2 separate regions of the Homo sapiens genome follow, and region 2 is linked to region 1. The links are chromatin loops, found by intact Hi-C in ENCODE. Cell type or tissue: Caco-2. All regions are shown on one strand. Links, peaks and the distances in the headings refer to the core of each region. The heading gives the core; the rest is flanking DNA. Region 1 overlaps MYO1E (myosin IE). Region 2 overlaps MYO1E (myosin IE).

Region 1 (15,978 bases), core at 3,071-11,070:
ATTCATGTTCCACCCCTTCAAGTATGAAGATCTTTCTGGTCAGTGACAAAGAGAAGTAAAAGCATAATCATGTCATTCTGCATGCTTACCTTTGTATATGCACAATAATCTAAAATATTATCTTTAAAAAAATTATATGATTATATGATCCATCTCACATTGATTTGTATTAAGTAGTAATAACACTGTGTCTAATAGAAACTAACAAACCATTGCCTCTAAAACAGCACCTGGCATGTTAAGCCACACTTGAAACATGCATCATGATTTGAGATATTACATGATAAAACATGTGCCTTAGAGGATATTAATTAAGGAAAAGCCATTACTATGTGCTGTGCTCACAGTGCTGAGTGTTCTATAATTATTTTATTTAAGTAAAATGAGACTATCAGGTAGGTCCTATTTTATCTCCATCAGCACCAGCCAATCTGACTGAACACCTGGGCTGGTTTTCATGGTACACAGGTCTTAATATGTAAATATAAAAATGTTCTCCTGTGGGAGGAAATCTCATAGTTTTAAGTCTTTATCTAAAACTATATATTTGTAAATAACTTTCTGTTTAACAATTTATTTGTAAAATTTCTAAACACCTTGAAATTGATCATTGAAAGAAACAGTTTTGAATGTCTCTGTGTGTTGTTTAGATTTTTTTTCTCCATGAAGTCAAGAAGTTATATTTATTCTCTCCATGAAGTCAAGAAGTTATATATATTCTATTTATTTTGTTCACTGTCATATCCCGAGCATCTAAAACAGTGCCTGGCATGTTAAGTAAGCACCCAATTCAAATTAGTTGATTGTTGAATGAATAATTGGAAATATTTTTCATGTGATCATAAGTCTTCATTTATTTTCATATATTAAAATGTGTAAAATTTTTAAGGCCCAGCATAAGCATAGCCTCTCTGAGAGGCCATCTTGTATTCCCCAAGCAGAAATAATACCTTCTTTCCCTAAACCTGATGTAGGTGGGTTTATAATTTTCTTCTCTGAAAACTACCTTATTTATGATTATTACTGTTATTTTGAGACAAGGTCTCTTTCTGTCACCCAGGCTGGAATGCGGTGACGTGATCTTGGCTTGCTGTAACCTCTGATCTGGGCTCACTGCAACCTCCGACTCCTGGCCTCAAGCAATCCTCCCGCCTCAGCCTGCCCAGTAGCTGGGACTGCAGGCACACGCCCCCATGCCTGGCTAATGTTTTTGTTTTTGTTTTTGTTTTTTTAGAGATGGAGTTTTGCTATGTTGCCCAGGCCGGCCTCAAACTCCTGGCCTAAAGCGATCCACCCCCTTGGCCTTCTAACATGCTGGGAGTACAGACAGGCATGAGCCACTGCACCTGGCCAGAAAATTACCTCATTGATGCCTTTTAATTCCTCTAAGCTTCTGGAGAACAGAGCTGTTAGTTCATCTTGTATCCCTGTATTTGTTAAATAAGTAGATGAATATTTTTTTTTATTTTTTTTTTGGAGACAAGAGTCTCACTATGTTGCCCAGGCTGGAGTGCAGTGACATGATCTTGGCTCACTGCAACCTCCGCCTCATGGGTTCAGACGATTCTCCTGCCTCAGCCTCCTGAGTACAGTAGCAGGGACTACAGGCGTGTGCCACCACAGCTGGCTAATTTTTGTATTTTTAGTAGAGACGGAGTTTCACCATGTCGGCCAGGCTAGTCTCGAGCTCCTGACCTCAAATGATCTCCCCACCTCAGCCTCCCAAAGTGCTGGGATTACAGGCATGAGCCATCACGCCCGGCTGATGAATATGTTTTTAGTGTACCTAACGGATACGAAAGTTCAAAGGAAAAAATGCATATCATTTGAGGGGAGGACTGATAACTGCTTTTTTCACTCTTTGGCCATTTTTCCTTTGTTTTCTTTTCTCCTTGCTGTACGTGTCACCCATCTTGAAAGAATGTGCTTTAGTTCATTTAAAATAATGATTTCATTTTGTAGCACCTTGGTAATTTATTACTCTTCCTTAGGAGGAATAAAGCCTGTGCTAGTTGGATGATTGCTTTCGTCTTTACTTGTAATCTTTTAGAAAACAAGTACACAAACTTTCCACTTGGACAGTCATTGTGAATTCTTGATAACATCTGGTTACTTAATTTGAAAAATGTGTAGCTATGAATATTAATGATGGACCTTAACTGAGTTAAATTCAGACATATATAGGATCTGTATTAATCTCAGTCAACCCTTTCAAGCAGATGCCATATTTTGGGGAAAAGGAAATTGAAATGTACCAAGGAGCGGTAAGTTACGTGTCACATAAATTACTGCCTTATTTAGGGCTTTTATGATGCAGACATGGTTTTTCTTGAAGTTAGCAGTACTTTTGCACTTTTCTATTATGAATTTTTTATTGGAGAAACTTGAGTGACATTGTTTGATTTTTAATGATCTGCTTTTTATTTTTATTTTTTAATTTTTATTATTTTATTTTTATTTTATTATTATTATTTTTTTTGAGACAGAATTTTGCTCTTGTTGCCCAGGCTGGGCATGATCTCCGCTCACTGCAACCTCCGCCTTCCGGGTTCAAACAATTCTCCTGCCTCAGCCTCCCAAGTAGCTGAGATTACAGGCATGCACCACCACACCTGGCTAATTTTGTATTTTTAGTAGAGACGGTATTTCACCATGTTGGTCAGGCTAGTCTTGAACGCCTGACCTCAGGTGATCCACCTGCCTCAGCCTCCCAAAGTGCTGGTGAGCCACCACGCCTGGCCAATGATCTGCTTTTTAGAGCAGAGCTCAAAAAAGCTTAGGACTGTCTAATATTTGAGCCTTATTTGCATAGAAAATTAGTTAAATAGGATGTAGGACCTACAGCTTAGGGATCTTCCTGCTTCCATATATGCCACAAAAATCTAAGGAATAAAAATCAGTTATGGGTAAAAAAATAGAGCAATGGGTACTGATTTGCAGAATCAGAACCATTGTTAAACTATGACTATGACTTCAACATGAAAAATGAATCTTGTATTACTTCATTTATTAATTTGACCCTGGTTCCTATTCATAATCAGCTCCATAGCCATTTCAGTTGTATAGTAAAAATGGAAGCTGTAATTCTCCTTAATATATTTTATTCTGTGGTTCATCACTTCCCCAGGCCTCCCCATCTCTGCATCTTTTTCCTTTCCTTTTCCTTCCCACTGCAGCAGAAGCACAAGAGTATTCATTAATCCTGACCCCTAAAAAGCAAACAAAAGAGAGCCCACACAAATTCATCAGTTGAAGTGGAAGGCAATTTACCCAGAGCAAGAGCCCACCCCATTGTTGCCAGATGAATGGTGCTGGTAGCTGGAGCCGAAGGAGGCTGCCACGCGAAAGACCTTTGATAATGCTGCCTTTATGGGAGCCCAGCACAAGGGAAACACTGTCAGCAGAGGCTGGCCCTGCCCTAGTGCCCTGATCAGCAGGCGCACAGAGCTGGCTTGGCGTCCTCAATGACAGCCAAGGCGCTGTAGATGGTAGTGCTGTGCATGTGTGTTTCTCTCCAGTTTTCTGAAAAGGGTTGCTGTATACACATCCCTTTTAGACCATTTATCTTTTGAAGTGTTCTCTTTAAGGAAATGTAGAATTTCTAAAAAATATGCTCAATTTTACTGCTAATAGTAACAGATTATTGTAAAACTGGTATTTACTGAGTGCCATGTACTATGTTATACTTGCAGCAATAATAAAACAGCCCTGGATGCTGGCTGTGTCATAACATCTATCTCCATTTCACAGATGAGGAAACTGAGGCTCAGAGAGATGAAGTACTAAAATCTACTGAGTGATGGAGCTAGGAGTTGAAGTCAGGTCCTAATGACTTTGAGAGTCTCAGGGGAGGGAAGAATCAGGTAAAGGAAATGCCCACTCTATAGTTTTGTCACAGATAGCTGAGAGGTTCAGTAAGACCACAGATAGGAAACGAGTTTGGAAAATATAGAGTGACATGCAAAGGTCAAGTATGACAGTTCAGCAGCGTTGAAGCCTTACTGGGCAATGACTTTCCCCCACTGCCCATAGCTTGCTTTTCACTCCATTTCCTTCCATTTTCCATCTTCGTGTCTTTCTTACAGTCCTCTACTTTCTCATTTTCAAAGAGTCATTAATGTTGTTTGTGCACTTGAGACCAGAAACCCAAAATGAGGGTAACTGAGAGGGGTGCTAAGGGCTAAGTTTTGGTGACACTCTCACCTAAGTGAGAACCTGACCTAAAGAGGGGAATTTTTAAACAAAATTATGAGAGTCCATTGTTTTGGACTGATCTCATGCAGTAGCCCCTAACAGACCAGACCAAACCAAACCAACATGGAATCACTCATGTTACATGTGACATAATCGAAACTTTAAAGAAACAGACCAGGAGATGCCAGCAGGAGGAGGTCCGCTCTACTCTAACCCTTACAAAAAGTAACCTAGAGTCTTTGTTCCAATCTTACAAACCCTACTGTTCTGTTATTTCTCAATGATATTTGAGAACAAGTAAGTACATTTTTACAATGGTGACAGAGTGACATCAGTGCCTAAAGTTTTGGTCAGTGTCTCAAAATTGAGAGGATGACCAAAAGAGGGAAATTGGACTGGGCATGGTGGCTCATGCCTATAATCCCAGCACATTGGGAAGCCAAGGTGGGAGGATCACTGGAGCCCAGGAGTTCAAGACCAGCCTGGGCAACATGGTGAGACCCTGTCTCTATTTAAAAACAAAAACAAAAAAAAACAAGAGAGGGGAATTGTTAAATTAAGTTTAGCCTAAAGCTGCCTCCTTACATATTTTAAGTTGGATCTAAATGTTTTCTTCTTTTTTTTTTTTCTTTTGAAACAAAGTCTCACTCTGTCACCCATGCTGAAGCGCAGTGCTGTGATCTTGGCTCACAGGAACCTCCACCTCCAGGACTCAAGCGATCCCCCGACCGCAGCTTCCCAAGCAAATAGCTGGGACTACAGGCACACACCACCATGTCCAGCTAATTTTGTTTCTTTTTTGTAGAGAGGAGGTCTCACTATGTTGCCCAGGTTGATCTGGAACTGCTGGGTTCGAGTGATCCTCTGGCCTTGCCTCAGAAAGTGCTGGGATTACAGGCATTAGCCATCACACCCAGCGCTAAATGTTTCTCTGTGCACAGTGAACTGTAGCCTAACCAGATGTATAAACAAACTATAACCTACTTTTCTGCCAGTCACTGAGTTTTGGCCAATCAAAGGTGGCCAACTATTCAAACTGTGTTCAAATAAGGCAAATTCTAAACTAATCTGTAACTAATCTGGCTGTTTCTGTACCTCACTTCCATTTTCTAGATATATATTTTTTTGTTTGTTTGTTTTGTTTTGAGACGGAGTCTCGCTCTTCACCAGACTGGAGTGCAATACTGCAATCTCAGCTCACTGCAACCTCCACCTCCTGGATTCAAGCAATTCTCCTGCCTCAGCCTCCTGAGTAGCTGGGATTACAGGCATCTGCCAACACGCCTGGCTAATTTTTGTGTTTTTAGTAGATACTGGGTTTTGCCACGTTGGCCAGACTGGTCTCGGACTCCTGACCTCAAGTGATCCTCCCACCTCAGCCTCCCAAAGTGCTGAGATTACAGGCCTGAGCCAGGGCCAGCCCTCACTTCCATTTTCTGTATATCACTTTCCTTTTTCTGCCCAAAAATCTTATGGCATATGGCAGCACTGGAGGCTCTGTGAATCTATTCTTGTTCCAGGGCGGCCTTATTCACGAAGCATTCTTTGCTCAGTTAAACTCTGTTAAATTAAAATAATAATTATAATAATCCTGCACAATCTTATTGTGGACTAGAAGTCCATTTAAAACCATATCCTGAGGTCCTATCCAGGTATCCACTCCTAACCATAAGGTTAAGGCAGAGATCACATATTCTGGTTCCTGCATAGGGTTCTTTAGGTGACCAGTCCTAGGCATAGCTTGCAGCCCTCACTGGGTAGCTCCCCCTATGAGCCCCCTGCCTACAGCATGGGAAGAACACTGGGTATCGGATACAAAGCCCCCTCATCCTAACCCCTCCCCACCAAACTCTCATCTTCCAGAGCATGGCAGTGAGCAGCAACTTCTCAGCCAGGCCCCCTTTTCTACAGTAAGTCACTGCACAATGAAATGGATTAAGTAAATTAATCCAAAGATGGATTAAGTACGTTAAGCTTCACCTTTGTATATCACTCTGTCTTTTCAAATTGCTTTCCCATCCGTCATTTACACTGTGAGACTTGCAGCTTGGACGCTATTATTCCCACAATTGTAGCTCACTGCGTCCTCCAACTCCTGGACTCAAGCTGTCCTCCCACCTCAGCCTCCCAAGTAGCTAGGACTGCAGGCATGTGCTACCACACCCAGCTAATTAAATTTGTGTGTGTGTGTGGAGACTAGACTCCAAGTCCTAGGGTTAAACAACTCTTCTGCCTCAGCCTACCAAGTAGCTTGGAGTGATTACAGGCTAGGAGTGTTCTTTCTCCATATATACTCAACAAAGTATTTCTCTTTTTAGTAATTTTTGAGGTTGTGGTAAAGGTAGGTGTCAAGAAATTGTATAAAGCAGGGCTGAAGTCAGCCTGATAATTTATTAAGCATGGAAAATGTATTTAGTTTGATATTTGTGCATAGCTAAGATATCCCATAAGATGAAATCACAAACCCAGGAGAATATCTTAGCGTGGTAGGATTTTTTTTTCCAATAGAGATGAAACAAACTGGCCAAACTAGCTTATCCCTTTAAAGAACCACACCTTCTTGCCCTCTTCTTATGGAAAGATTTAAGTATTTTTTCTGATCCATAGATAATCTCACCTAATTCCCTCTGAGGCCCCAGAATCTACAACGTGGCCTCTTAGAAAAAATTATGTAAGAGTTTAGAATTCTGGTAGAAGTCAGATCTAGGTGTTTGGCAGGCCTCTCCAAAGACCTGTTGCCCAAGTGTCTACAGAAACATTTAGAAATGGACTGTCACCTGCAGAGGCGTGTATGGGTGGAAGGGTGGGGTGTTGGAGTGTCTAAAGACACGGGGCACATCCGGAAGGCTGAATCATGGATATGCCTACGGGAGACTGCTTCCAAATTCCGTCTTAATTTTGTGAGGGTGTAACCTTGATGACCTAGGAAGTTTTATGAATTCTTGTATCATGCAACCTTTAAGATGTAATGATAGGCATTGGAACTATAGTGCACGATTCGTTTCCAAATTCAGGAAAAGAAATTGAGTGTATTGCCTATCTGACCATGATTTTGTTTTTATTTTTAAATTTTTATTATTATTTATGTATTATTATTTTTTGCTTTTCTAGGCACAGTATGAAAACCCACCACATATCTATGCCCTTGCAGATAATATGTACAGAAACATGATCATTGACAGAGAGAACCAGTGCGTCATTATCAGGTATGAAGAAGATCCTTATCAGTGGGCGTGGAAGATATGAGACTATGCTGTGGTTATGGATTTCGGTCGATAAGCAGTGGTTTTGCAACAGCTACTGATGTCACAGCCTGGTTAATGTGTCTGAGTAGCAAGCAGGTTAGCTGCTTTATCTTGCTTTATTTATAACTCTATATAATAGAGCTCCATATCATAAAACTTTTGAGCTTCCATGGGATTGCAGTAAGTATAATAAACATGTTTTCACTGTTTAGTCAGATGAATTCCTTTTCTGTAGGTCCCTATTTTTTCATTCCCTTCATAATTTAGTAGTTCATGTTTGAACATTTTTGGTGAACTTTGTCATTTGCATTGAATTTGGGGGAAGATTACTGGTAATTGCCAGCATTAGGTGTCTGTAGCCACATTTCATAATCCCTCTAGTCTGACATGGCTCTGAATCCTGGCTGGGTTTAAGTCAAGCTTGTCCAACCTGTGGGCTGCAGGCCATGGGCCACATGCGGCCTAGGACAGCTTTCAGTGTGGCCCAAAGCAAATTCGTAAACTTTCTTAAAACATTATGAGATTTTTTTGCAATTTTTTTTAAGCTCTTCAGCTATCGTTTGTGTTAGTGTATTTTATGTGTGGCCCAAGACAATTCTTCTTCTTCCAGTGTGGCCCAGGGAAGCCAAAAGATTGGATACTCCTGCCTTAAGTGCTTTTAAAATTCTGCTTATTTACAAAAATTAGCTGGGCATGGTGGCGCACGCCTCTAATCCCAGATACTAGGGAGACTGAGGTGGGAGAATCGCTTGAGCCTGGGATGAGGAGGTTGCAGTGAGCTGAGATCGTGCCACTGTACTCCAGCCTGAGTGACAGAGTGAGACTCCATCTTGAAAAAAAATAATAAAATAAAATTCTGCTTACTAACTCCAGTTGGGGTGGCTCACACCTGTAAGCCGCAGAGTTTGAGACCAGCCTGGGCAACATGGCGAAACCCCATCTCTACAAAAAAATATAAAAATTAGCCAGGCGTCTGGTGTCATTTGTCTGTAGTCCCAGCTACTGAGGAGGCTGAGTGGGGAGGATCACTTGAGCCAGGGAAGTCAAGGCTGCATTGAGCTGAGATTGTGCCATTGCATTCCAGCCTGGGTAACAGAGCAAGACCCTGTCTCAAAAAAACCAAACCAAACCAAACCAAAAAAAAAGGCTTATACCTTAGTGGAGGCTGAGACAGGCAGATCACTTGAAGTCAGGAGTTCAAGACCAGCCTTGGCAACATGGGGAAACCCTGTCTCTACTAAAAATACAAAAATTAGCCAGGTGTGGTGGTACATGCCTGTAGTCCCAGATACTCAGGAGGCTGAGGCAGGAGAATCACTTGAACCCAGGAGGCGGAAGCTGCAGTGAGCCAAGATCACGCCACTGCAGTCCAGCCTGGGCGACAGACTGAGACTCCATATCAAGAAAAAAAAAAGCTCTGCTTACTATTGTGAATATTTTCAAACACTAGAAAGTATAAGCATCCATATTCTCATCACCTAGAATTTGACAGTTCACAATCTTATCATACGTATTTGTGTTCATCTTTTTTAGTTAATTTTTCTGAGACATTTTTGGGAAAAAAAAAACCTTTTATTGTGGATAATTACAAATATACACAAAATGAGAAAGAATAGTAGAATGTGTCCCTGTATATCTATTATCCATTTTGCACTGTTGTCAGTATATGGCCAATTCTGTTTTATTTGGTCCTCCCATTCTGTCCCACTTGATTACTTAAAGCAAATCTGGCAGGGCATGGCAGTAGATTCATTTCCAAGGTCAAGAAAAGAGTATATGTAATACTAGCACTTTGGGAAGCCAGGGGGCAGGAGGATCACTTGAGGCCAGGAATTGGAGATCAGCCCGGACAACATAGCAAACCCTGTCTCCATAAAAAAGTTTTTTTAATTAGCTGGGTGTGGTGGTGCACACCTGTAGCCCTAGCTACTAGGGAGGCTGAGGCAGGGAGATCGCTTGAGCTCAGGAGTTTGAGATTACAGTGAGCTGTGCTTGAACCACTGCACTCTAGCCAGGCGACAGAGATGGTGTTTTGTTTTGTTTTGTTTTTTTAATAAAGCAAACCCAAAGATCCCCTTTATTCCTCAATAATTAGTATGTGCCTCTAAGAAATCATTCTTATCACACCTTAAACAGGAAGAATTCTTTTATAGTATCTAATATCAGTATTCCAATTCCATGATTTTCCTATAAATTCTTTTTTATAGTTGGTTTATTTTTATTTAGGATCCAAACAAGGCCTACACACCGCACCTGGTTGCTGTGTCTCTTAGGTGTCTCGGTCTTTAACAATTTTCCCTTCCCCTTTTTGTTTTCTTGGCTTTGTTAAAAAAAAAAAAAAAAGGTTGTTTGTCCTGTAGATCTTACTATACAGTCTGGCATTGCCTAATTGTATCCTATGATGTTGCTTAAGTATTCCATTGTCCCCTACATTTTCTGTAAATTAATAGTTATATCTAAAAACTTCATTAGACGCCGGGAGTGGTGGTTCACACCTGTGATCCCAGCACTCTTGGGTGGGCAGATTACGAGGTCAGGAGATCAAGACCATCCTGGCCAACATGGTGAAACCCCATCTCTACTAAAATACAAAAAATTAGCCGGGCATGGCGGCGCATGCCTGTAGTCCCAGCTACTTGGGAGGCTGAGGCAGGGAAATCGCTTGAACCCAGGAAGCAGAGTTTTCAGTGAGCTGAGATTGCGCCACTGCACTCAAGCCTGGCGACAGAGTGAGACTCTGTCTCAAAAAAAAAAAAAAAAAAACTCGATCAGACTCAGATTCCGTTTTTGGCAAAGGAAACTTCATCAGTGATGCTGTGCACTTCATGCCTGTTGCTCTCTCTTCGTGTGTCCAGATTGTCAGTGAACCCGTCTGTTATAAATCATTTCAGAGCCATTGTTTAATTAGTGGTTGAAAAATCGTTGTTTTCTAATTCTATTATTTTTCTGCAGTTATTAGTTCTTTTGCTTGGTCACCTTCAAATAAAAACTATGTGGGAAAATTAGACAAAACACTGGATTCACTGCCATTACTCACCTATTTTCAAAACAATTAATTGTTGCCCTAGCAGTCTCCCAAGGTGATGTGTTTTATTTTCAGTATTACTCAAACTAGTGGACTTTTAATATTGTACCTGTTTACATTGCAGTTATACTTTTCAAGGCTGAAATGATCCTGTTGTTGAACAGTGACACTCTTTTTTCTTAGCTCTTATGTCCTTTGGACATGACCGCAGTAGGCTCTGTTGGTTTCCTTCTTTAAGATCTTCTAGCTCATCTTGTATATTTCCTGCGTAGAATCCACAGTCTCTTCAGGGGCCTTGGTTCTTTTCTTTTTCCTTTGCTTTTCCTTTTCTTTTGAGACCAAGTCTCATTCTGTCATCCAGGCTGGAGTGCAGTGGTGTGATCTCAGCTCACCGCAACCTCCGCCTCCTGGGTTCAAGCGATTCTCCTGCCTCAGCCTCCTGAGTGGCTGGGGTTAAGGCATGCACCACCATGCCTGGCTAATTCTTTCGCTTTTTTTTTTTTTTGAGACAGAGTCTCACTCTGTCGCCCAGGCTGGAGTGCAGTGGCACGATCTTGGCTCATTGCAACCTCCGCCTCCTGGGTTCAAGCAGTTCTCCTGCCTCAGCCTCCCGAGTAGCTGGGATTACAGGCACACGCCACCACATCTGGCTAATTTTTGTATTTTCAGTAGAGACGGGGTTTCCCCATGTTGGCCAGGCTGGTCTCAAACTCCTGACCTCAGGTAATCCGCCTGTCTTAGCCTCCCAAATTGCTAGGATTACAGGCATGAGCCACTGCACCCAGCCTCTTTTGCATTTTTAGTAGACAGGGTTTCACCATGTTAGCCAGGCTGGTCTTGAACTCCTGACCTCAAGTTATCTGCCTACCTCAGCTTCCGAAAGTGCTGGGATTACAGGCACGAGGCACCGCACCCCGCTAGGCCTTGGTTCATTTTAATGGGAAATGGCATTAAGAGACCACTAAACTAGACACCAAGAGTGCTCACTGCCCTGTGTTTTCAGTGCCTATAGTTCTTTAAAAGTACAAAGCTAGGGAATATGAGCTTTTTAAGAGAAAAATGAAGTTGAAAAATTAACTGTTTTCAATTAATTTTTAAGATTTCAGAGTTTTTATTTCTTTGATTTTAATTTTTGTATCCCATTTATCTTATGCTGAACAATCTTAGTTCCTGATTACATTAGCAATTATTTGCATTGCATTGTATGCGTTTTAGACAGATAGAATAAGTTTGTTAATGCTGTTAAAGTAACAATACCAATATTATTAGTAGCAATACTGAATTCATTTTAAAATTTCTTTTCTGGTTTTTGTCCAAATATCCAATATTTGCAGTCAAAATACTGGGTTTCATAAAAGTCACTTAAAATAATCCTTTTCTATGTCAACCTGACCTACAGTTGGGTTCATTTATTTCATTTACAATTTCAGTTGTTTTGCATTTTTAAATGTAATTTTGTTTTTATAATTATGCAAAACATTTACATGGTTCCCAAGTCAGTACTGCAAAACATGAGCACTGAAGCATTTCAAGGTAAATACATATCTGAAGTATTTGGAGGTAAATATAGACTTCATGACATTTTACCCCTAAATATTTCCACATGCATCTCTGAGAAATTGAAACATTTTCTTACTGATCCGAAGACCATTATCATAACTCAGTAATTAATAGTACATTTTCAACATCATCTAAAAACTTCAAACTTCTCTAATAGTCGCAAACGTCCTTTTCTGCTGGTTTATGCAAATCAAGTAACGCTGACTGCATTTGGTTATGAATCATAAATTTATTTTTATCCTACCACAATTGCCCTATTACTGCTGTTTTTTTTCATGACACTGACTTTTTGAAGAGACCAAAACTAGTTTTCCTACAGACATCATTTACATTTGTCTAATTGCTTCTTCCTGGTCTCACTATACTTATTCCTTCAGTTGGATTTTCTACAAGTTTAAGGTTATATCTAATGACTTGATCAGATGCAGGTGCAAGTTAAATTTTATGAGGAGGAACACCTGGGTCATGTTGAATTTGGTTGCTTAATAGGAAATGCTTCTGTTTGATACTAAGCGGAGGTCACCGACTACTAGAGAGGCAGGAGGTATTTTCCTAGCTGGAATTTAATGAGGGTCCAGGATGAGTTTTCTGATAGAGTCCTCTGCCCTTTCTCTTTCCTCACATTTTCCCTCTTCTGGGTGTGTGCCAAAACGAGTGGGATGGGAATGGTCTTCTTACATGAGCTTGCTAGTCTGGAGGCCCCCTCAGTCTTCTGCAGCCCACGTGTCTCCCTCCACCTGCACTGCAAGGTCCACCTGCACTGAAGCGGGATGATGCCCACTTCAGATCCTTGTTTCCAGCTGTTCAGGTGGCAGAGATTTCAAGGACCTGCTCCCAAGGATTTCTGTTGCAGTGGCTGTGTTTTCATTTAGGAGATGTGCTTTAATTTAGGAGCTACCTGGAGTTGGGCCAAACTCCAGGTTAAGGACACAGGCCTCCTCGGTAGACTGCCCACCCTGCAGACATCAGCTGCATGTTCAGGGCTCCCCAGGCCACCCTCATCAATTCAGGGGTTCCCACTACCCCCCGCCCCCGCCAGGTTCAGTAGTTCACTAGAACAACTCACAAAACTCAGAAAAGCCCTACACTTAGGATTACAGTTTCGTTCTGGCAAAAGGAGGATACAAATTAAAGCCAAACAAAAGAGGTTGAGGGCGAGGTCTGGGAGGGTCCCGAGGTGGAGTTTCTGGTTTTCCTCTCCCTGTGGAGTCATGGACAGCGCTACCTCCTACCGGTATGAGGTGTGACAATACTCACAGTATTGCCGACCAGAAAACATCACCTGAGCCTCTGATGTTTGGCCTCGATCACGCACCGCCTGCCTGGCCCACCTTCAGTTTCCAGCTGCTCTCGAAGGCTTGTGCAAATGCCTTTAGTTTCCAGTTGGAGGTCAGAATTGCGATGGTATGTCCCAAAGCCCCCGACATAAATCATATCGTCAGACTCTCCTATGGTCAAAGCCCCCAAGAAAGGAAAAGCACTCCTCTTAGGTAGGACATTCCAGGGGCATAGACATCACCGCCCAGTCACCGAGGGCAAAAGCCTGAGCCCTTGAGTTAATTCTCTTCTGCACCAGGGCTGTGGTTTGTCTGCTTTGAGAAAGCAAATTGGAAACCTCTGGCATGCCGTGGTTCATGCTCACCTGACCCTGGGCAGCACGCCTCACACCTGTCTGGGCCTTGGCTTTTTCACCTGTGAAGGAACTGGTTTTGGAACTCTTCCTTCCAAATAATGTTGGAGAGGAGGAAAGGCAGGGAAATCCTGTTCTGGGTGGAAAGGCCAAGTTTGTAGCCCCTGACACTGGATGGGGCAGGTGCTCCATCTGTTAGGGGCCGAGTTGAATGGTGCCTTTTAAAATGTGTTTGTGAGCAGAAAACAAACGAAAAAACCATTTTCTTGGAGGCTGGAAGAGAAGCCTGCTCCTCATGCTAAGGGATTCTGGCATGGCTGGAAAGACTAGGAATCTTTAGTGTCATTTAATTAGGAAATAAAAAGTGAGCGATGACCTAATTTCTATGGTGGTGTTTTAGACTTCCACCTCCCAGTTTCCCTGGTGTGACTTTGTCTAAATGACACTTTAGATGGCATAATGCAGCCCATAAAGGCGGCGTTTCTAGTTTCCTGTCAGTCTTACTCATATTTTCCAACGCAGTGGATACGGTGACAGGATGGACAGGCACCTGACCATTTCAAGACTAGAAATGAGTGTAACAAATCGGATTTTTTTTTTTTTTTTGAGACAGAGTCTTGCTCTGTCACCAGGCTGGAGTGCAATGGCGTGATCTCAGCTCACTGCAACCTCTGCCTCCCAGGTACAAGTGATTTTCTTGCCTCAGCCTTCTGAGTAGCTGGGACTACAGGCACCTGCCACCACACCCAGCTAATTTTTTTTGTATTTTTAGTAGAGACTGGGTTTCACCATGTTGGCCAGGGTGGTCTTGATCTCTTGATCTCGTGATCCACCCGCCTCAGCCTCCCAAAGTGCTGGGATTACAGGCGTGAGCCACCGCGCCTGGCCACAAAGTGGATTTTGAAAGAAATAAATCAAGGAAGGAGACGTGCTGCTTTCTCAAGCACAGGGCTCCATGGAAGCCTAGGTCCATCTACAAACTTGATTTGTCAAAACAGCTGGAGTTGAGCAGCCTTGGGTAGACTGACTTGCCAAGCAAACTCACAAGGAAGTGTGAATCAGACCCCAATTCATTATTGCATAGGCAGAATTCTGCCTGTGGACAGCCGATTATGTGCCCTGGAACACAGTCCACGAAGGGAGCTAGATTACCACGAGAACGCTGGATAGAGGGGTGAATTCTGAGCGAAGGGATGATCGTATTTGCTAAATCAGCTCACAGCAGTCACCTCTATCTGAAGATGTGAACACATGAACTAAGGGTGTTGCTCTAGTCTGCAGAACAGTCTTTTTACTTGGAGAAAACCCCCCATCTCTGCTGTTTACTTTCCTGTCCTGACTCTGCTGTAAGTCAACCCCCTTTCATTAACCTACACTCTCTCCTGCCAAGCCCTGATGTCTATTAGGCCAACTTCTAGTAAGGAATAAACACCTGGGGTTGACCTTGGATATTTCCTATGCCTTCCTCCTCAGCCCACTGGCAGACAAATCAGGAAGAGTGGCTTCTATGGATGCTAACTTTTTTTTTTTTTTTTTTTTTTTTGAGATGGAGTCTCACCCTGTCGTTCAGGCTGGAGTTCAGTGGTGTGATCTCGGCTCACTGCAACCTCCATCCCCCCGGGTTCAAGCGATTCTCCTGCCTCAGCATCCCAAGTAGCTGGGACTACAGGCGCCCACCACCTTGCCTGGCTAATTTTTTTGTATTTTTAGTAGAGACAGGGTTTCACCATGTTGGCCAGGCTGGTTATGAGCTCCAGACCTCAAGTGATCCACCTGCCTTGGCCGCCCAAAATGCTAGGATTACAGTTATGAGCCACCGCACCCGGCCTATAGATGCTAATTTTATCTACCATGCCTTGTGTTCACTAATTTATCTTTTTTTTTTTTTTTTTTTTTTTTTTTGAGACGGAGTCTCATTCTGTCACCCAAGCTGGAGTGCAGTGGCACACTCTTGGCTCACCACAACCTGTGCTTCCTGGGTTCAAGTGATTCTCTTGCCTCAGCCTTCTGAGTAGCTGGGATTACAGGGGTGTGCCATGACACCTGGCTAATTTTTTGTTTGTATTTTTTAGTATAGAAGGGGTTTCGCCCTGTTGGCCAGGCTGGTCTTGAACCCCTGACCTCAAGTGATCTGCCTGCCTCAGCCTCCCAAAGTGCTCTGATTATAGGCGTGAGCTGCCATGGCTGGCCTAGGTTCACCAATTTAACTTTCTAGGGATAAGTATTTCTGATTCCTGAATTGCCTTACTAGTTCAGTGGCTCTACAGATATGTAGGCTCCACCTCCAGAGATTCTGTTTCAACTGATTTGTGGTGGCCTTGGAG
Region 2 (15,978 bases), core at 5,398-13,397, 83 kb before region 1:
ATAAGGTTTCAAATGATCCCCTTTTTTCCCCTTGCCTGGGTGTCCTTCCATCATGTCCAAGTCTTAGATCAGTTTCTAGATCTAGGCTCAACAAAATTCCCTCCCCTGGACCCCCAAGCCTTCCCAGATAGTCACCTTCCTCTTCCATATGTCCATGGCACCTAGTTTGAAATGTTCTTACCTCATGCATCATGTTCTGCCTTGTGTTAGACCCTTTAAGCTTTTGTGTCTCATTAAGATATTGAACTCGGCTGCGTGCGGTGGCTCACGCCTATAATCCCAGCACTTTGGGAGGCCTAGGTGGGCGGATCACCTGAGGTCAGGAGTTTGAAACCAGCCTGACCAACATGGTGAAACCCCATCTCTACTAAAAATACAAAATTGGCCGGGCATGGTGGCGCATGCCTGTAATCCCAGCTGCTCGAGAGGCTGAGGCAGGAGAATCACTTGAACCTGGGAGCCGGAGGTTGCAGTGAACTGTGATCGTGCCATTGCCCTCCAGCTTGGGCAACAGAGTGAGACTCCATCTCAAAAAAAAAAAAAATGATATTGAACTCCAAGGAGCAGAAGTTGTTTCTGACATATAGCCAATGGTCTTTATCCAGCTAAAATTCACCCGTAGTGCTTTTTAAAAATGACAACCCTTGGGCACCATCCTAGACCAAAAGGATTCAGACACAACTGTATTACTTTTCAAAGCTTCCTGGATGGTTCCTAAAAGCAGCCTAGGTTGAGAGCCACTGTTGATGGATGTTTAAGCATTGTGGGCTATGCCATAATTTGATGCAACACCAAATGCAAACTGATCAGGATGTATTTTTGCCATGCTGCAACACACCATGTAACTTAGGAAGTTTTGTGGTTTTGGCGTTTTTGGTTAGGGAGGGTATTATTTAATACAGCTGACTTGAATAAATAGGAAACTAGTTCCCAGGGGACTTTACAAAAGGTAAGCCTTTGTGTGACTAGCACCTGGGGGGTTTCATCGCTGTCAAGGCTATGGTAGTTTTACCACCTGCATTCTCTTACCTCCTCCCCACTGTGGCATTGACCCTAGACCAGAGGCCTCCAAAACATGGCGAGGCATCAAAACCACCTGAGGAGGTGATTCAGCAGGTTTGGGATGAGGCTTCAAAATCTGTTTTTCACCAGGGTTCCAGGTGATTCCAGTGGAAAAACTGATAGGAGAGCCGCTGCTTTACAGCTGTGTGGAATTGAAAATGACGTGGGTCTTGGATCATAAGCAGCAGGGTGTTTTTCTTTTCCTAGATTGTCTTCCTTAACCCCAAATTATGTAATTACATACATATTTTCTCTAGAACTTTTTTGTATTTTTAAATTTTAGCTCCTTATGTCACCCGAAATTTACTTTTCTGGTGTGAGGGGTATAATTTTTTCCAAATGCATGGTTAGTGGTCTTAAAAATAATTTATTCACTGGTGCATTCTTTGTCTCCTGTTGTGAAGTGCCACCTTTATCTTATGTTAAATTCATATCTATCATATGTTTCTAGCCTCTTCTGTTTCCTTGATCCTTTTCTTTATTCCTAAACCAGTTGCTAGTACCACATTCTATAATTACTCTAGTTTCGGAATATGTTTTAATTTTTATTTTTGGCAAGACTTTACTAATTAAATTCCTTTTTAAGTGAGTTCTTGGCAATTTATACTCATTTACTCTTCCAGATAAAATTTAGAATCAATGTGTCAAAGTTCCATAAGAAAATCTCTTTGGAACTTTGGTTGGAGTAGCATGAACCCTCTAGAGCAGCAGTCCCCAACCTTTTTGGCACCAGGGACCGGTTTCGTGGAAGACAGCTTTTCTGCAGCCTGGGGTGTGGAGTGGGGATGGTTTTGGGAGAAAACTGTTCCACCTCAGATAATCGGTATTAGATTCTCATTAGAAGCGCGCAGCCTGGATCCTGCGTATATTCGGTTCACAATGGGCTTTGTGCTTCTATGGGAATCTAGTGCTGCTTTGATCTTACAGGAGGCGGAGCTCAGGCGGTAATGCTTGCTCACCAGCCACTCACCTGCTGCTGTGCAGCCCGGTTCCTGACAGGCCACTGCCAGCACGGGTCCATGGCCCCGGGGTTGGGAACCCGTGCTCTAGAGCACTTTGAGAAGGTGAACGTCTTTGTAACTGATGCCTTATACCCACAGACATGGTGTCCTTCCCCATCAGCCCTTCTTTCAGGGGCCTCCATTCATCTTTATGCTTTTCTTTACACAATTCTTTCACTTTTTTTTTTTTTTCTTTTTGGGAGACAAGGTCTCGCTCTGTCACCCAGGCTGGAATGCAGTGGCATGATCAGGGCTCACTGCAACCTCCACCTCCTGGGATCAATCAATCCTCCCATCTCAGCCTCCTGAGTAGCTGGAACTACAGCTGTGTGCCTTCATGCCCAGCTAATTTTATTTGTTTATTTTGTAGAGATAAGGTTTTGCCATGTTACCCAGGCTGGTCTTGAACTCCTGGGCTCTAGTGATCCTCCAAAAGTGCTGGGATTACAGTCGTGAGACACCATGCCCAGCCATCTTCCCCATTTCTTAAGTTTATTACTGGCATTTTATTACCCTTGTTACTGATTTGAATGGGATATTTCCTAAAACATTGTCTTTTGAAAATATTAATAATTTTATCCATAGTTCTTATAATTTAATGGATATCATGTCATAACCCACAGAATTACAAGAATCTCCCTCACCTGAATATAGAGGGATTGTAGCATTTTGAGGCATTCCATTTTTTACTCTTGCTTCAAAAACATGAGACAAAACAGGTTCTCCTCAAGTGTCCCAGTGCACTCTTCTTCATTAATAGAGTGGCCTGGGCTATGGGGCCGTCATTCGTAGGCTCTTTGGCAGGGTTGCAGAAGGAGCTGAGTCTGGGCTGAATGTGATCCATGGTGGGACACAGCCTGCAGTTCGTGCTTCTGAATAGGTCCCTGGTCGGGGGCTGGATGTTCAGTGATGCACCTCGTCATCCTGAGGTCAAGAAAGCACAAGTGGAAGAAGGGGAAAGATGTGTTAATTCTGCCTAGCTGAATGAGGGATTCAGAAGTGGGAGCCAGACCTTTGCTTACAATCTCAGAAGGAAAAAATGTTGATTCCAGGAATCAAGTAATTCTAAGAACCAATTATATAAAAAGTGTTTTGCAAACTATAAAGTGATATTCACTCACATGCATTCGGAAGTACTACCTCCACGTGTTTTAGCTGCATTTGAAAGTCTTTTAGAAAGAAAGCAATGCAACTGCTGGATAAAACCTCATCCCTCTACCCCAGAATTGTTGTCACAGCTTTAAGGAAGTTTTATGTGAAAGCAGAGGAAAGTAACAGTAACTCTTTAATCCAGACATGTGTCTAAACCATGGATAACTCACAGAAGGCCTTAGAGACTCTGAGAATTGGTAAATATTCTATACATCCTTAGCATCCACAGGCTAAATACCCCTCCATTCCCTGAGTCAGGGCATGCCAGCTGTTAACAATGTTCTATTCCTGGTACCTCTCTCTTTGCATTTCCCTGTCTTTCCTCAATCATCTTGTATCACAGGAAGTATAAAAGTAGTTAGGCAGTTCTATTTTTTGACAGCAGATGAAAAGCCAAAGTTAAAGGTCAATGCTTAACCCACTGGCTTCTAATAAGCTGGTAAAGCTGGGCAATATAGTAAGACCCCTATTTCTAAAAACATTTTTTTAATTAGCTGAGTGTGGTGGCACATGTGCCTGTAGTCCCAGCTAATCAGGAGGCAGAGGCAGGAGAATCCCTTGAGCACAGGATTTTGAGGCTCCCCAAGAGAAAGCTGAGGCTCAGAGAGGGTAATGTGTGGTAAGAGTTAAACTCTCAGTCCTGATACCTTTGCTTTTTTATGCTGTATTTCTTCTGCAATATTCTGCACTTTGCTTAGGTTTTTTTTTTTTCTCTCTCTCTCATTTAAATACTTCAACTGCCTGTCTGATCTGTTAGCCATTCTGTGTACCATTATCTGATTGCTTTTAGAAAAGAGCTTCCAGTGGGCTCAATGTGTTTAATCTGCTGTGGCTTCTGAAGTCCCTCATCTTCAGGGAGAAGTGGCTCTTCTGTCTACCCGATTGGTCAAGCCTCTTTCTTTCTTGATGTTTTTTCTTCATAAAAAGTTAGGCATTTAAAATTTTTTCTGTTTGTCTTTCTAAATAAAGTACTTCAAGTTATTTTGAAAGCTCTGGTCATATCCTATCAATATGCAAACAGATGAGTTGATTTTTAAAAAATGACATGCTGGTTTGAGTTCTTGGTCTTTTAGTACCTATTGATTCTAGTGCCTATTGACTGGCTAATGGCTGCTTGTATTTATTGAATCTAAATATTATGCTCTTTGATTGGTGGTGCCCTGGCAGCACTCCCCGTGGGCCTGTGGGGTGGAGAACACGGGAAGAGATACCTGCTTGGGGAAAGGTGGGAGGTAAGAGTGGGAAGGACTTTGGTGGTTTTGGTGCCAGCTTAGCCACAGTAGAATAAAGTACTCAGTAGATTTCTAACATTTCTGACTCCAGACCCTGGTTCCCTGATAGCATCTCTGGACCTACCTGGGCCCAGGGCTGTCCTGAAGGAAAGGACACAAGCCTAGCTGGCTTCACTACTTGATGATTGTAGAGCCCTAGGGCCTTGAGGGAACATAGGCCAGATAATTATACAGGCCTTGGGCAAGACCCAGTGTTGTGCTGGCTTCAGGTCAGACCTGCAGTCCCCAGTGGTGGTGGCCATAGGGGTGCTTTTGTCACCCTTCCCCTAGCTCCACACATCTCAGCACAGAGAGCAAAACTCTGTTTGGGAAAAAGTAAAGGAAAAGAACAAGAGTCTCTGCCTGGTAATCCAGAGAGTTCTTTTGGATCTTACACAAGACCACCAAGGCAGTACCTCTACGAGTCCGCAAGAACTACAGTGTTACTGGGCTTGGGGTACCCCATAATGCAGATACGGCTGTGGTGTCCACAAACTTAGATCATAACAACCAAGTCCCTTTGAATACTTGGAAAGCCTTCCCAAGAAGGATGGGTACAAACAACTCCAGATTGTGAAGCCTACAATAAATTCTTAACTCTTCAGTGCCTAGACATCCATGAATATCCACAAGCATCAAAACCATCTGGGAAAACATGGCCTTACCAAATGAAATAAATTGACCAGGGGTCAATCCCAGAGAGACAGAGATATGGGACCTTTCAGAAAGAGAGCTTAAAATAGCTGTTTTGAGGAAACTCAAATTCAAGGTAACACAGAGGAGGAACTCAGAATATTATCAGATACATTTAACAAAGGAATTGAAGTAAGTTAAGAGAATCAGGCAGAAATTCTCGAGCTGCTGAATGCAATTGACGTACTGAAGAATGCGTCAGAGTCTGTTAGTAGCAGAACTGATCAAGCAGAAGAAAGAATTAGTGAGCTTGAAGACAGACTATTTGAAAATACACAGTCAGAGGAGACAAAAGAAAAAAGAATAAAAAAGAATGAAGCCCACCTACAAGATCTAGAAAATAGCTTCAGAAGGGCAAATCCAAGAATTATTGGCCTTAAAGGAGGTAGAGAGAGAGAGATAATGGTGGAAAGTTTATTCAAAGGGATAATAAGATAACTTCCCAAACAAAAGATATCAAAGTTTAAGTACAAGAAGGTTATAGAACACCAAGCAGATTTAACTAAAAGGAAATTACCTCAAGGCATGTAATAACAAAACTCCCAAAGGTCAAGGATAAAGAAAGGATCCTAAAAGCAGTAACAGAAAATAAACAAATAACATATGATGGAGCTCCAACACGTCTGGCAGCAGACTTTTCAGTGGAAACTGTACAGGCCAGGAGAGAGTGGCATAAAGTGCTGAAGCATTAAAAAAAAAAAAAGAGTTCACTCTAGAATGGTATATCTGGCAAAAATATCCTCCAAACATGAAGGAAAAATTAAGACCTTCCCAGACAAACAAAAGCTGAGGGATTTATCAACCCCAGGCCTATCCTACAAGAAATGCTAAAGGGAGTTCTTCAATCTGAAAGAAAAGGATGTTAACAAGCAATGAGAAATCATCTGAAGGTACAAAACTCACTGGTAATAGTAAGTACACAGAAAAACACAGAATATTATAACAGTATAATAGTAGTGTGTAAACTATACATATCTCAAATAGAAAGATGAAAGGATGAACCCATAAAAAATAATAACTTTTCAAGGCATAGACAGTACAGTAAGATAAATAGAAACAACAAAATGTTAAAAAGTGGGGAGACAAAATTATAGAGTTTTTATTGGTTGTCTTTTTGCTTTTTGTTTATGCAATCGATGTTAAGTTGTGATCAGTTTAAAATAATGGGTTATAAGATGTTATTTGCAAGCCTCATGGTAACCTCAAATCTAAAAAACATACAACAGGTACACAGAAAATAAAAAGGAAGAATTTAAAATGTGCCAACTGAGAAAATCACCTTAAAGGAAGATAGGAAAGAAGGACAGAAGGAAGAGAAGACCACAAAACAACCAGACAACAAATAACAAAGTGGCAGGAGTAAGGCCTCACTTATCAGTAATAACATTGAATGTAAATAGACTAAACTCTGCAATCAAAAGACATAGAATAGCTGAATGGATAAAAAGCAAGACCCAAGGATCTGTTGCCTACAAGCAACACACTTCACCAAATCAAATGAAAATGGATGAATGACCTAAATCTAAGACTTCAAACTATGAAACTACTAAAAGAAAACATTGGGAAGACTCCAGGACATTGGTCTAAGCAAAGATTTTTTGGACAAATGGGATCACATCAAGTTAAAAAGCTTCCTTCCACACAGCAAAAGAAAAAATCAACAAAATGAAGAGACAACCCACAGAATGGGAGAAAATATTTGCAAACTTTCCATCTCACAAGGGTTTAATCACCAGAATACAGAAGGAACTCAAATAACTCTGTAGGAAAAAATCTAATCTGATTTTAAAATGGGCAAAAGATATCAATAGACATTTCTCAAAAGAAGACATACAAATGGCAAACAGGTGTATGAAAAGGTGCTCAACACCACTGAAAATCAGAGACATGCCAATGAAAACTACAATGAGGTATCATCTCACCCAAGTAAAAATGGCTTTTATCCAGAAGACGGGCAATAATGAATGCTGGCAAGGATGTGAAGAAAAGGGGAAAAGGGAACTCTCATACACCGTTGGTGGAAATATAAATGAGTATAGCCACTGTGGAGAACAGAAGGGCGGTTCCTTAAAAACTAAAAACAGAGCTAGCTACCTTATGATCCAGCAATTCCATTGGTAGGTGTATACCTTAAAGAAAGGATATAAGCATATGGAAGAGATAGCTGCACTCCCATGTTTATCCTAGCACTATTCACAATAGCAAATATTTGGAATCAACCTAAGTGTCCATCAAATGATGAATGAAATCATTCATCACATAAAGAAGATGTGGTACAGATACACAACAGAGTACTAATCAGCAATAAAAAAGAATGAAACCCTGTCATTTGTCATTTGCAAGAATATGAATGGAACTGGAGGTCATTATGTTAAGTGAAATAAGCTAGGCACAGAAAGACAGATTTCATATTTTCTCACTTATTTGTGGGAGCTAAAAATTAAAAGTATTGAACTCATAGAGATAGGGAATAGAATGATGGTTACCAGAGGCTGGGAAGGAGAACTGGGGAGACAGGGGTTATGGTTAATGGGTACAAAGAAATAGTTAGAAATAATAGAATGAATAAGAGCTAGCATTTGCATGCTCACAGTAACACGTATACTAAAATTGGAATGACACAGAGAAGATTAGCATGGCTCCTGAGCAAGGATGTCATGCAAATTCATGAAGTGTATTTTAAATGTTATTGAAAAAAAAAATCTAGTGTTTGCTAGCACAACAGAAAGACTATAGTCAATAATAATTTGTGCATTTAAAAATAACTAAAAGAGTATTACTGGATTTTTTGAAACACAAAGGATAAATCCTTGAGGGTGTGGATACCCCATTTTCGATCATGTGATTATTACACATTGCATGCCTGTATCAAAATATCCATATACACCTACTTATATATGCCCAAAAATTAAAAATTAAAATGAATTTTATGTTCTTTGAAGATTTTTCTTTTTTTCTTTTTTTTCTTTTTTTTTTTTTTTTTTGAGATGGAGTCTCGCTCTGTCCCAGGCTGGAGTGCTGTGGCGGGATCTCAGCTCACTGCAACCTCTGCCTCCCCTGTTCAAGCTTTTCTACCTCAGCCTCCCGAGTAGCTGGGATTACAGGTGTGTGCCACCACGCCCAGCTGATTTTTGTATTTTTAGTAGAGATGGGGTTTCACCATGTTGGCCAGGCTGGTCTTGAACTGCTGACCTCGTGATCCTCCCGCCTCAGCCTCCCAAAGTGCTGGGATTACAGGCATGAGCCACCATGCCTGGCTGAAGATTTTTCTTAAATCCTTCCTGATTTTATTCCTGAATAAAAACCAAATATTATAAAGTTAGTTTTACTTTGGACATTAAATGTCCAAGCAAATTAGAAATAAAAAATAGTAAGAGGAGTAATGAACTTAGAAACGGCAGTTATTTGCAAAGGCAATTGTAAACATGTCATTTGATGCTACTGTTATTTGATACTACACATGGTAAAAACACAGTGAGTGACGTCATAGAAAACCAACTCAAGTATTACTTTTTCCTGACAATTTTCCTCCTCCTTCCAATAGTCCATAGAAATTAGACTGTCTAGAGAAAGTAAAACAAAAACACAGCACATCACGGAAATAGAACCTCAAAAAAAAAAAGGTTAATGTGAAAAGTTTGCCTTATTTAATTTAACGATCAGGCGGGGTTTAAAAAATTGCTATTTTTTTTGAGACAAGGTGTCGCTTGTCATCCTGGCTGGAGTTCAGTGGCACGATCATGGCTCACTGCAGCCTCGATCTCCTGGGTTCAAGCGATCCTCATGCTTCTCGATTATAGGTTGCACACCACCATGCCCAGCCAATTTAAAAAATATTTTGTAGAGGTCAGATGCAGTGGCTCATGCCTGTAATCCCAGCACTTTGGGAGGCCGAGACAGGCAGATCACCTGAGGTCAGGAGTTTGAGACTAGCCTGGCCAACATGGCAAAATTCTGTCTCTACTAAAAATACAACAACAAAAAAATTAGCCAGATGTGGTAGCGGACACCTGTAATCCCAGCTACTAGGGAGGCTGAGACAGGAGAATTGCTTGAACCCAGAAGGCAGAGGTTGCAGTAAGCCGGGATTGTGCCACCGCATTCCAGGCTAGGCGACAGAGCAAGACTCTGTCAAAAAAAAAAAAAACAAAAAAAAGTATGTATATATAAAATTTTGTAGAGAAGGTATCTCGCTATATTGTCTAGGCTGGTCTTTAACTCCTGGGCTCAAGCAGTCTTCAGGCCTTGGCCGCAAAACTGCTGGGATTACAGGCTGGAGCCACCATACATGGACTGAATTTTTAAAATTCTTAGTAGGGAGACCTTTTAATTGGAAGTTGACTATAGGAACGAGAAGGAAACTGGGTGACTGAACAACCCTATTAGGAGAGAAACACAGATGAATCAACATGAAGAATGTCTGGGATGGGAGCCTAACATGCCCAGAGCTGCCCTTTTGTGTCTCTTGGGAGGGGCTGTGTTCTGGATGAAGGCAGTCAATAGGAGGCTGGACTACTGTGAATATCGGGGTAGTGAAGTTGAGAAATACCAATTCTACAGTATGGAGTCAGTTAGGTCAAAGGTTTTGTACGTCAAATAACCAAGCTATCTTACATTTCTGTCTCCATTTGGAAACCAGAAGGTCAGTCAAATATTTGGTTAGAAAACCAGGAACAGGAAAACATCTCTTGTTACACATAAAATCTGTATCCAAGCACTGTGTATCATTCCACACCATCCATTAGAACCAGTGGAGAGGAAGGCTCTGAAAGGTTTCTGTCTATTGAGGTTTGATAAAATGGAAGAGTTTAGTACCCATTATTACTACTTCAAGTTGAATAAAATGTGTCATTGACATTTTCTTTTTTTGAGACAGAGTCTTGCTCTGCCACCCAGGCTGGAGTGCAGTGGCACAATCTTGGCTCACTGCAACCTCTGTATCCCAGGTTCAAGCAATTCTCATGCCTCAGCCTCCCCAGTAGCAGGGATTACAGGCATGTGCCACCACGCCTGGCTAATTTTTGTATTTTTAATAGAGATGAGGTCTCGCCATGTTGGCCAGGCTGGTTTTGAACTCCTGGCCTCAGGTGATCCACCTGCCTCGGCCTCCAAAAATGCTGGGATTACAGGCATGAGCCACAGCGCCCAGCCTGATGTTTTATTTATAGGGTGCACTCTTCATTGTTTAAATGTCTATTTTTAGATGTTGATAGACCTTTGTAGGTAGTTTCACCCCTGTCTTTGGTTCTCTTGCACTGTTTGCCCCATATCATTCTAAATTTTTACCCAAATGGGTTTTCAAGGACCTTGCTCCTCCTGCCTGTGGGAAGTGGTTACAGGTTAGCAATAGTTGAAACTCCCCTACTGTTTTTCCCAGCTTAGCAGGGTGGTTGGAGACCAGCCCCAATACTCCTGAGAGCCCATAGAGACAGTCCTGGCTCAGCACTGAGGACATCTTGCAGGCAGGGTTGGCTGAGTGTTTTATGGAGCGAGCTTAAGAGGAGATGTTCTAAAACCAGAGAGGAAACATTTTTCTCTGTTCTCTGCAATTCAGCAGGTGATATCCCTTCATGGATTTATAATAAACACAGTCCTCTCATTGACCAAGGTTGAAAAACTCAGAAAGTTTGCTCAGCACAGATCTGGGAGTCAGGAACGTACTATGTGCTGTGGAAGACATTTCAACTCCTCTTTCAAGCAAAAAAAAAAAAAAAAAGTCAATACTGATCTAGTTTATATAGCTATTATAAAAAATTATATTAATGAAAATAGAAATTCATTTGTAAGTAGAGACAGCTACCAAATTCCTAAGCAATCTATTCATTTTTGTTTTTTTTTTTAGACTTGAACACTTTTTCTTGCCTTGCCTCACAATGCAGTTGTCAATATAGGGCCACTTTAGTTACACCTATTACCTGACTCTGCAAAGACCACAGAGCTTATTTCCTTTAGAAGGATTTTGTTTGATTAATTTACACTCTTCGCTGACATTTCTCAGTTGAGTAGGAGGAAAAAAAGGAGTTTAATTTAACCATATTAGCCACATCATGGACAGGGAAATGTATGGAGGATGTTTAAGTGATTTGCCTTATTGAGTAAAGATATATCTAAGCTTAGATTTTACTTTGTCCTATAAGAACTCTGTGAGCGAGATTTTTTTTTCTTTTTTGAGATGGAGTCTTGCTCTGTTGCCTAGGCTGGAGTGCAGTGGCACGATCCCAGCTCACTGCAACCTCCACCTCCTGGGTTCAAGCGATTCTCCTGCCTCAGCCTCCCGAGTAGCTGGGATTACAGGAGCAAACCACCACGCCCGGCTAATTTTTTATACTTTTAGTAGAGACGGGGTTTCTCCATGTTGGTCAGGCTGGTTTCGAACTCTTGACCTCAAGTGATTTGTCTGCCTTGGCTGCCCAAAGTGCTGGGATTACAGGCGTGAGCCACTGTGCCCAGCCGAGCGAAATATTTTTGACTATAGTAGTCTGAATGTTCTTTTAAGTTTCATAATGTAGGCTAAAGCTCTATTTTCTGCCAAATGCGAAATTGTAGAACAGAATAAAACCATGTGCTTTATATTATACGAATTATATCTGATGAATGTTCATGTTTAGAAAAATCACAATCAAGCTCAGCAGTTGTAGATATGGATAACACAACTCCATTCCTGAGCAGAGCAGGTTTCATCATAATTGCCTGCCTTATGTTTTGTTTTCATACCTGTAGTAAACTTAGGAAACTTAAAAATTATTCAATAGAAATTTAGAGTGTGGAGCCCTGGTTTGAATCCTGGCTCTTGTCATCTTAATCAGTTCCCTCCATTTTTACATCTGTAAAACGGAAATATTCATAATAATAAAACACCTCCATAAGAATCAAATGAAATAAAGTAGAAGTGCTTTGTAAAAGATAAACAATTCAATAACTGTACAATTCAGTAACTGCAAGGAGGTATTATATAAGCATAGATTTTTTTTTTTAAAACTAGGAGTTGTCAACCCAAATGTCCATCAATGATAGACAGGATAAAGAAAACGTGGCACATATATACTGTGGAATACTATGCAGCCATAAAAAAGGATGAGTTCATGTCCTTTGCAGGGACATGGATGAAGCTGGAAACCGTCATTCTCAGCAAACCAGCCTAGGAGCAGAAAACCAAACACCGCATGTTCTCACTGACAAGTGGGAGCTGAACAATGAGAACACGTGGACCAGGGAGGGGAACATCACACACTGGGGCCTGTCAGGGGGTGGGGGGCTAGGGGAGGGGTAGGAGAATTATCTGATGTAGATGATGGGTTGATGGATGCAGCAAACCATCATGGCACGTGTATACCTATGTAACAAACCCGCACGTTCTGCAAATGTATCCCAGAACTTAAAGTATAATTAAAAAACAAAACAAAACAAAAAAAGACCAGGGGTGTACTATGTGAATTACTGGAGGTATCAGAGAATTCTCAGATGATCCAACACATGTCCAAAATTCAAGTACTATTAAAAACACATAATTTTAAAAATAAAAGTTACTTATGAAAGCCTGACTGCTAGTTTTAAAGGGACATAAATAAACCTTATTTACCTTATTTATGTATGTCCCTTTGAATCTAGGGTTTTTTCTTTTCTTTTTTTTGAGACAGCGTTTCACTCCCATCACCGAGACTGGAGTGCAGTGGCATGATCTCGGCTCACTGCAACCTCCATCTCCTGGGCTCAAGCAATTCTCCTGCCTCAGCCTCTGAGTAGCTGGGACTACAGGGCCACGCCATCGCACCCAGCTAATTTTTGTATTTTTTTTAGACATGGCGTTTTGGCATGTTGTCCAGGCTGGTCTCAAACTCCTAGCCTCAAGTGATCTGCCCGCTTCAGCCTCCCAAAATGTTGGGATTACAGGCCTGAGCTACTGCACTCGGCCTAGTTTTTTTTTAATTCCAGAAAAAGTTTCAAGATTTTTTTTTTTTTTTGCTTTTGTGTTAATATTTTGGGTGTAGTGGGAGAGGGGGTAGCACACTTGAGTTGCTGCAGGACTTGTTTTTTTGTGTGACCAGAGAGAGCCCACAGCACACAGCCGGGTTCTCATTGGAAAGGCATCAGAACAAGTGTGTGCAGACAGCACCGCTTATAGTCCGTGACACTCATTCCTCCGCATGAATCAGGGCCACACATGGCTTCAGATGATACAGGTTCTTTCCTGACATCTCAAGGGGAGTCATTTGAATGCGTCCGTGTCTCTCCCACTACCTCTCAAAATGCCGGACTAAGTTAATTGGTAAATAAATGCTCAGGCTGCTTAGCAGTGGCCTATCTCTGAGGCATGAGGTCTAATATAGTTTAAATGTAAGTCCATCGTGGCCTCCAAGTAGCTAGGAAAACAGGTGGGGGACTTCAAAGAGATCTGAGAGCAAGCCTGGCCGGGTCTCTTGTACTTTTCCAGCCCTGGCTTATGTGTGGGACAATGGTGAAAAGCAGCCCTTGAGGTAGAACCAAGTGGGTTTTTTTTTTATTCATATTCGGCACAGATTTATTGATGCAGAAAACATGCTCTCCTGATGTGGCCACAGAATCATCACTTGCTTCTTTCAAAATCCGTAAAATCTTGCATTCTGTGGTATTTGGCAGATTACATCTCATACTGTAGCAGCCTGCGCTTGCCAGCTGAAGTGTCTGAAAGTAGCTTGGAGTCGTTTTCACACTCTTTGATGCTAGTCCACCTTTTACTACATACCAAGGATAGTACATATATCCACCAAGTGGTGCCAAATCTTGTTCTTTATTCTTCTTAAATTTGAACGTCAAAATTGCACTTTAATAATAAAAATATAAAGCCATGAGCTATGCAAATAATGAATAAAGATTATTCTGAGTAGGCTTAGATGCCACAAGAATGCCCTTGTTTTTCTCTTTCACGGTTTGACCCAGTGTGGTGTGAATGTTCTCTTTGAGACAATCTTTGTGTTAAATCTTTACACTAATAAATGTGTTAGAACTTCTTCAGGGATATTCTTAGCGAGGAGGAGTTGGTGGATGTGTTTTTTGCAAATAGGCTTCCTTTGTCTGCTTGGCAATTCTCTATGAGGTTTCTGAAAGTGTGACCTGTACGTGAGACATCTAAGTGGATGGAGCAAAATGAGGGAGACATATATGCCAGTCTGATAAGTAAATCATTCTTGTAGTCAGTGTGGAAGAGTTGGCAAATTTCTCTCTGATTTCCTTCTGTTTTTGACCCTGCCAGGCTGAACCCAAAGACCCAGCATTGTGACTGGAAGGGCCTGCGAAAGAAAGCCCTTGCCAAGTGATCTCTGTATAATCGTCTTTCAGAGACTTAATAAGCTTTGGAGAATATTTGGATGAAGTTGGCAGTTTTATTGATACCATCTGATTCTACTTTGGTCCTGTAGCAGTTTCTGCCACTTTGTCACCAGTGGGGGGAATATGCTGTTACCATAATGGAAAAGGAGGACATTTGGTAGCATTTTTCTGTGTTTATGTCAGGAGTCGTCTAAAATGGTCATTTTTTTTTTTTTTTAAGAAAAACAACATATGCGTACAAAGTAGGTGTATATATTTATGGGGTACATGCAATATTTTGATACAGTCCTACAATGCATAATAATCACATCAGGATAAATGGGGTATCCATCACCTTAAGCCTTTATAATTTCTTTGTGTTACAAACATTCCAATTATACTTTTAGTTATTTTTACTTATTTATTTATTTTGAGACAGGGTCTCATTTGGTTACCCAGGCTGGAGTGCAGTGATGCAATAATCATGGTTCACTGCAGCCTTGACCTCCTGGGCTCAGGTGACCCTCCTGCTTCAGCTTCCTGAGTCGCTGGAACTACAGGCGTGTGCCACCATGCCAGGCTAATTTTTAAAGTTTTTGTACAGATGGAGTGTCACTATGTTGCCCAGCCGGGTCTCAAGCGATCCTTCCACTTTGGTCTCCCAAAACATTGCTATTACAGGTGTGAGTCATTGTGCCCCACTGACGAGAGGTTCTTCATATTTCTTTTATATCCACTGCCACAAAACTGAGTGCAATTGGTCTATTCAGTCAGGAAGTCGCTTACCTTTCATGTGCTTCCCTATTACCTGGGCATATTTCCAGGGGGTTTCAGAGGAAGAAGTAGCTCTTTCCTATGAGGATATATGCTGGTTCTGAAGTGTTTACTTAGATGCATAGTGGAAGCTCAAAAAATATTTACTGAACTCACTCTTGTGGTTTAGCTTTCAACTATAAACATAGGAATAAAGGGAGAAAAAAGCATGAAAAACTAGAAGCTGAAAGCCAGGCAGGAAGAGAATGGATCTAGAAAGAAGTAGGAAGTCCATTTGCTCAGAGGAAGGATACCCACTCACCAATGGGAAATAGGTCCAGTGTTGTGTGGTAGGGTTGTGGGTAGTAGTAGTAATTTCACAATGGGTGTGGGAGGTTGGTGAGTAGATGGACTAGATTCAAAAGTAGATACCTCGCTCTCACCTATAGCCTAGCAGTTTGGGAGGCCGAGACAGGAGGATCGCTTGAGCCCAGAAGTTTGAGATTAGCCTGGCCAACATGGCAAAACTCCATCTCTACAAAAAATACAAAAATTACCCAGGCGCGGTGGTGGAGTGCCTGTAATCCCAGCTACTCCGGGGGTTGCTGTGGTGGAGGATCACTTGAGCCTGGGAGTTCAAGGCTGCAGCCAGCCAAGATTGCACCACTGCACTCCAGCCTGGGTAACAGAGCGAGGCCCTGTCTCCAAAAAAGAAAAAGAAAAAGAAAGAAAGTAGATAGTGATGAAGCTGGATAGTTAAA

The links. Peaks named below come from ENCODE experiments on the same cell type or tissue, not always from the same donor. Only the 100,000 strongest peaks of a DNase experiment are listed, where the experiment ranks them.
Region 2: a loop joins it to region 1, with 2.3 times the contacts of the local background. A loop is called at or near these places in 2 of 110 quality-filtered maps.

What each region holds. Positions count from the first base shown.
Region 1 is chr15:59,247,706-59,263,683 of GRCh38, reverse strand. MYO1E (myosin IE) reads left to right here. Exons shown (of 28, transcript NM_004998.4): 3 at 2,175-2,264; 4 at 7,306-7,400. Among named protein-coding and RNA genes, the nearest start is that of LDHAL6B, 49 kb to the right of the region's middle. In Caco-2, for the core only: no CTCF peak of the experiment used is centred there; DNase peaks (open chromatin) are centred at 6,963, 7,483 and 7,843.
Region 2 is chr15:59,333,202-59,349,179 of GRCh38, reverse strand. The region is part of intron 1 of MYO1E (myosin IE); the gene reads left to right. It also overlaps the pseudogene RNU6-212P. Among named protein-coding and RNA genes, the nearest start is that of MYO1E, 32 kb to the left of the region's middle. RefSeq lists an enhancer at 13,533-13,602. In Caco-2, for the core only: no CTCF peak of the experiment used is centred there; a DNase peak (open chromatin) is centred at 9,636.